2 separate regions of the Homo sapiens genome follow, and region 1 is linked to region 2. Evidence: chromatin contacts called from ENCODE Hi-C or POLR2A ChIA-PET data. All regions are on one chromosome and are shown on one strand. Each heading gives the region's core, a stretch centred on a gene start or an enhancer-like site at or near the end of the contact. The rest is flanking DNA. Distances are from core to core; before and after follow the strand shown.

What was found. Hi-C counts contacts between places; a loop is a spot of excess contacts on that map. ChIA-PET counts read pairs that join two places held with the same protein, here RNA polymerase II (POLR2A). Pooled maps may share reads with other maps.
Region 1: a map of GM12878 shows a loop between it and region 2 (2.8-fold over the local background). The contact joins the promoter of ABCB4 here to the enhancer-like site in region 2. A Hi-C loop is called at or near these places in 3 of 168 maps with a recorded cell type or tissue (GM12878, breast epithelium and endothelial cell of hepatic sinusoid), 11 of 37 single-sample maps with no recorded cell type and 5 of 50 pooled maps. POLR2A ChIA-PET finds 5 or more read pairs at or near these places in 2 of 52 experiments (HepG2 and WTC11).

The regions. Positions count from the first base shown.
Region 1 is chr7:87,473,805-87,476,934 of GRCh38, reverse strand. ABCB4 (ATP binding cassette subfamily B member 4) reads left to right here and starts at 1,255. Exons shown (of 28, transcript NM_000443.4): 1 at 1,255-1,301; 2 at 1,464-1,549. The coding sequence starts at 1,470. RefSeq lists silencers at 879-1,128, 1,179-1,378, 1,389-1,528 and an enhancer at 1,999-2,068.
Region 2 is chr7:87,412,626-87,415,889 of GRCh38, reverse strand. It overlaps ABCB4 (ATP binding cassette subfamily B member 4), which reads left to right. Exons shown (of 28, transcript NM_000443.4): 22 at 2,173-2,273. Among named protein-coding and RNA genes, the nearest start is that of ABCB4, 61 kb to the left of the region's middle. Within about 2 kb of position 1,354, at least 6 of the 41 ENCODE cell types and tissues checked have a DNase peak (open chromatin) inside an H3K27ac peak, as active enhancers do.

The sequences.
Region 1 (3,130 bases), core at 6-2,505, 61 kb before region 2:
TTCTCTGAGAACTCAGACAAGCCTTGGGCTAACAATTGTGTTAACAGGACATAGCAGGTGCAAGGACCCACTGGTCATCCTGCTACCTGATCAGAAGGAAGGAAAGTTGTATTTGTTGCTCACCTACTATGTTTTAGGCATAGTACTAGGTGCTTTTACCTAGTACTTAATTCCCTTATCCTCAACTCATTTATTCCTCGCAATAACCTGATAAGGGAGATGTTTTTATCCTCATTTTACATATAAGGAAACAGGCCTAGAGAAATGAGCACAGTGTCCAAAGTCACATAGTTAATAAGATGTGAAGCTCTGAGTTTGAAAGTCTCCGGTTTCAAAGCCATGAAACTTATGGCTCCCCGTTTTAGACACTTCCTTTTGGGAAGAGTGTGGAGGAATTAATCAGAAAGAAGAAAGTCATACTCAAATAGGTGGTAGGAGCAGAGACAATTCAATACAGACAGAAGTCTTAGATGAGAGCAGTGAGCCAGGGCACTGGACTGGGACTCAGGAGGCTTCCCCTAGACTCTGGTTCCACCGATGCAGCCTCAGGCAGGACTTCACCTCTCTGGGCATCCGTTTCTTCATATGTTAAACATACGGGGTTTTAATTAGATGATCGCTGAAGACCCCTCTAGCCCTAAAACTCTGTGTCTCTTAAGTGCTAAGAGGGCACCAACAGCGTTCCTCCTCCCCAAGGAGCATAATGTGATGGTTCCTGCCGGCCCTGGCTGACTCTCGCCGTCCTTGGAGATAATTGGGTTCAGTGCCACCTGGACCAGAACTGGGGATGCGGAAGCAAGAGGCGAGTCTATTGCTCTCTCTCGGTCCTGGGCCGCCCTGTGATTGTTGGGCGTCCGGAAACTGTCTCCCCTATGGGTTTAAAAACAAAACTGAGCGCCCATGGGGTGTGACAGTCATCTGCAGGGGCTTGGGTGGCCCATCAGGCGAGGCTTTCTCGGCACCCGAGGCTCCAGCCTGATCTCGGTCTTATCCTGCGACCGGGCTGGTTCTGGCGGGTCGCCAGGGTGGGCGGCGGCCCCAGCCGGGCGCCCCGGCGGCAAGAGCGGCAGGCTGCGCCCCTGGCCCGCGCCTAGCCTGGGGAGAGAGCTGGGCGGGCGGCGGGAGCTGCTCTCGCGGGCCGCGGCCCTCGCCCTGGCTGCAACGGTAGGCGTTTCCCGGGCCGGACGCGCGTGGGGGGCGGGGGCGGGGGCGGGGGCGAGGCCGCGGCGAGCAAAGTCCAGGCCCCTCTGCTGCAGCGCCCGCGCGTCCAGAGGCCCTGCCAGACACGCGCGAGGTTCGAGGTGAGAGAGGTCCGGGCGCGTCTGGCCTCGAAGGGAGACCCGGGACGTGGGGCGCGGGGCGGGAGTGGCCGGACCTCCACCCAGTGCCCCCGGGCCCCGCGACTCGTGCGCCGGGCCGCCGGAGAGGGTGTACTTGGTTCTGAGGCTGTGGTTTCTCCTCAGGCTGAGATGGATCTTGAGGCGGCAAAGAACGGAACAGCCTGGCGCCCCACGAGCGCGGAGGGCGACTTTGAACTGGGCATCAGCAGGTACATCCCCAGCAGCCACTGGCTTTTCCGTTACACGCCAATCAGCAGGACTAAGTTCACCCTTGGAAAGAAGTTGTAAAAATCGGTTGATGCCTTTGAAGACCTTTGTTTTGGAGGCTTCTTTGAAGGGTCTTGCATCCGGTTCTGACCTTGGAGCAAACGTGTTGTGTGGCCTCAAAGAATGTCACTGAGGCTCCTTTTGGAACAGATTCAGGAAGAAAAGGCTGTCTTGAAAAGTGCTCCCTTCCCTTTGTGCAGGGGGGATTCAATGAATATCTGCATTGTATAACATTCATTGTATTACGTAACTCTTGAAACTTTTACAAATGACTTTCATATACATCATCTGATTGTTCAGACTTAAAGGGTGTCAGACATCTGCTGTTGATGGCTGTGCTTTTTGAACAAGGGCAGTGAAGCAAAAACTCCCTCCCCTCCTGCCCATCCCCTGTTATGTCTCTTCCTCCTTGTCTTACCCCTCCCCCTCCTCTCATCGCCAGGCTTATTTGTATTTCTCCTTTCTGGGAGGATAGGTGGGGAGGGGGAACTTCTGTACATCCGAATCAGTTTTGTTCAAGTGGTAGGGGGAAGCAGCGCTTCCTTTGCCTTCATGTCTTTCTCGGTTCCCCTGGCCCTTGTTAAACTCACTTCACAGGCTTTATGAGCGGGGCAGAAGTTCCCAGTCAATGGCGTGTGTCTTTGTTTCCTCTTTCACTGTGGGAATAGTGAATCATTTTCGCCTTTAGCCTGAAATAGTTTATGAGGCTATTACGGTCTCTGAGTTCATACCAGGCTACCCAGAAAAAATTGACCTGTGTCAAGTGATCACCCAGAGGGACAAATTTATCAGTCTCTGTAGTTTGTCCTCAAGCTGCTAGGGGCTTGATTAGCTAACTGAAAACATGCCTACCTGATGCTTAAACTGAAGCATTATTTTAGCCTGTTAATGTGGTTGTGCAGTAACCTTGCTGTATTTCTTCTAAGCACCATTGTATTTTTTCATAGAAAATTTAGTTTTGCCATGTAGAATTGAAAAAGTGATAGATGGTGTTACTTCCAATGGAAGTACTTACACACGCAATAGAAAAATATGGTTTTCATCAGCTGGCTGTTTAGGCAGGGATTGACTGTGAGTCTATTAATAGATGGCATTTTCATGAAGAAGTCTATTTATGTATTGCACTGGCTTAACATTTGATGCGTGTGCAAAGGAGCTATTCCTACAAAAGGTGTAGTAACACTTCAGAACCCAGGAAAGTCCTCAGAGGGGAAGCCCACAGCTTCTGCTGGAAAGAAGAAAGCAGCTCAAAAGAGAAATACAGAAAGTTAACAATAAGTTAAGACCACATGATTATGAAATCAAATGTAGTGAAACTAATTTTTATAAAAGCAGACCAAAGATAATATATTTAAAGGAAGTTAAGCCTGCTTCAATCAAATTAGTTATATTCTTGTTCTAATTATGTTGCTATTGCCCATGGCACATTCTTTTGAACATATTTAGTGGCAGATGTTTGTCCAGTGATTTTAGTCAATACTTTACATAATTTGGAATCATCTTATGAGTAAAACTTTATCATT
Region 2 (3,264 bases), core at 105-2,604:
GTCAGTTGGATGGAATGAAAATAAACTTTTCTTAGACAAGTTACATGATAGAAAACATCTTGAATCTAGTTAATAGTCTTAGCTCCATTAATTGTTAGAATTTTGTCAGAGTAGAGCAGGTAGAATTGAGCAGTATTGAAACAAAACAAAATCTTGGGTTATTAGCTTTGGTCTTGCTATTCACAGTGTGTGAGGCTGGAGAAGATCCCCAACTTCTCTAGTCCTCATGTCCTACCTTAGTAAAATGAGAAATTGTACCAGATACTGCCCCAAGTTCCTTCCAGCTAAAACCCTGTTATTCTAAGCATCAGAGATTGAATAACTCAGACTGGCCAGTTTAAATTTTTTTAGTAGCTACTTTAACCTAATAGGGTTATGAAATATGAAAGATTAAATATGAAATATGAAAGATTTTAAATATGAAAGATTAAAAATGTTTTAAATGTTAATATCAGCAGTTCAATCATAGTTTAATATTGTTTACTCAGTCAGCACTTGCTTAAGAGTCGGAAAGAAGGTTCTAGAAAAACCCCAAATCACTATTTAAAAAGAAACACTCTCATTTACCTGGGTACAGTTTCATCATCATTAAAGTACAACAGGGTTTGAGGTATTCCCATCCCAATTTTCCAAAAAGGGCTTGGTAGTGAGGGTGTTGGTTACTGGGCAGGGAGTGGGGAGGGAAGACTGCCTCATAACCATCTTGACCCAGGGCTTGTCTGGTCACTGAGATTAAGGGCCCTCTGTGCCACAGCTAACCCGTAAGGGAGTTGATCCATGACTAGAATGTCAAGAGGAGTGTCAAGTCATTACTGGTTTCTCCTTGTGTAAATTACACAGCAGGGGTAGCAGAATAGCATTATGGCTTAGGAACATGGACTCCACATCAGATAGTCTCAGTTGGAATTCTTGCTTTGCTACTTATTAACTTTAGAACTTAAGGCAATTCAGTTAACTTCTCTGTGCCTCGGTTCTCTCATCTGTGTAAATAGGAATACTATTTCCCTTTCAAGGTTGTGAGGCTAAATGAGATCATATTGGTGAATGAGGTAATACTTGGACATAGTAAAAGCTCAGTAATTTTTCTCTATTCTTGTAATTGCTATCTGTTATATCTTTATTACAAATGAAAAATCTATGGTTATTCAGTCTCAAGCATCACATATCTTCCTTTCAGCTCATTGCAGAAGCTAAGAACTGAGGTAAAAAAAAAAGTCTTAAAGCTGTTAAAAACCTAAAATTAAGATCTTATGCTCCATGTGCTGTTGGTTTAGATGACTCAACTACAGAACTAAGATTTAGACTAAATAGCTAAGTCACAGACAATCAACATTTGTCAAGGGTGGTTTGGCTGTAAGAATCAGAGAACTGCTCTGGCTGGTTTGGGTAAAAGCGATTTGATATAAGGACACTCCAAAGTGCAAGAAATACAGGCAGTTTGTGTGTAACTGGCTCTTACAGCCACAGGCTCTAATATCTGAGTCTTCCTATACATCTATTCCATTCCTCGGATGCTGTATATTCAGACCAGCTTCTTACACATACCCAATGTGACATCAGCCTCTGAAGCCCCAGGGCCTCACGGTTCAAACTTGTGTCCAGGGCCAGGAAACCAAATCTGATTGACCCAGATTAGTCAGATGTCTGACTCTGATTTAATCACGGATTTAAAGCATGCTCATGTTGTTGACAATTGGGATCTCCTTCCCATTGTGGGTGGACAGCTTTTATAAGAAGTTATACTCAGGGAGGAAATAATTGGCAGCTCCAATAGGCCCTTAGAAATCACAGCCTAATCCTTTCTTTTAGGACTCTGCCTTGTGAAGAAAGCCAGGCCACAAAGGGGTTGTGACTAAGGCCAGTCATGTAACTGCCTGGTGGCAGGCTGGGAATAGAACCAGGCCCTTGGTTCCCAGGCCACAGTTCTTGCCCTTAGCTGATCAGCCTTCCTGAGCATACAAAGACTTGCCTACCATACTTAGCACAGCCAGAAGTACCAGTTTTGTCATAAAGCTAGTCTTGAACAGATTATGCCTTTGGTTTTTAATTTAAAGGAAATTAAAGCCTATCAACGTAACCTTCAGGATACTTTTGACAGAGCCCTAGGGCTTATTTTTCATTATTTCAGAAGTGAAAACACCACTTCTAATGAAGGTCTATTCTGTGTTACAGATTGCAACAGAGGCAATAGAAAATATTAGGACAGTTGTGTCTTTGACCCAGGAAAGAAAATTTGAATCAATGTATGTTGAAAAATTGTATGGACCTTACAGGTAATGAACCATATGATTCCTGCTAAGAACCTAGTGCTTTCCTAAGGCTGAATTATTGTCCCAAAAAGATAATAAAAGCTCTGCTGCTCCAAACAATGATATGACTATAAGGGTGGCCTTTTTTCAACAATTCTGTCACTGAAAATAAGTAGCTTTTTGATGTGACTAGGACACAGAATTATATTTTTTACATCTTATGCAAACAACAAGAATAGGTCTCCAAGACGTAAAAGATATAGAGAATTGCACAGTCTTTGGTTATCAGTGCAGGCAACATAAATAACCTATCTGGGTGACTTAAGACAAACATTCCTTTAAGGAATTGCTCAAACCTTTCTTTGCAGTGTGTAGACTGAACCAAAAGTGAGACTTGCTATTGGGTATGTTCCAGAGGAAAGTATTTCATTTGTTCTCTGAATGAGGACCAGATCCAACCTACTCTGAAGATAAAGAAACACAGACTATTTCAGTGGTTTATAGTTGAGCAATTCAAGAAACTCCTAATGGCACCATTTGCCACTCATTTCCACTGCAGCCTGATTTTATAAATGAGTATGTTTTAACACAAAGTTGAACACAACTTAGATTACAATTTTGCAGACTGGAACAGTAGTTTTGAACACTTGCAAATTTGAACAGATATCTTTGAAAGTCTCAATTTATGCCATCTCCTCAGTTATGCACACTTCATATGATACTAAATAACATGCAGCTACACCTTTGTGTCCATTTGTTGTTTGACATAAAACATGTATGCACCATTAATGATGACCTGTTTTTAACTTCAAGGAGGGTTAAGGAAGAATAGAAAGGTGAAGCTAATTATGAACTTGGTTATAATTTAAAGATTCAATAGCTTCACAGAATGCTCAAGTTTTGTAACACCATGTTCACAGCACATAAGTTAAACCATCCAAATTAGTAATACTTTGAATTTTTCCTTTTGCCAAAAACACCCTCATATTTGAGAGTAACTCAATTATAGTTCTTT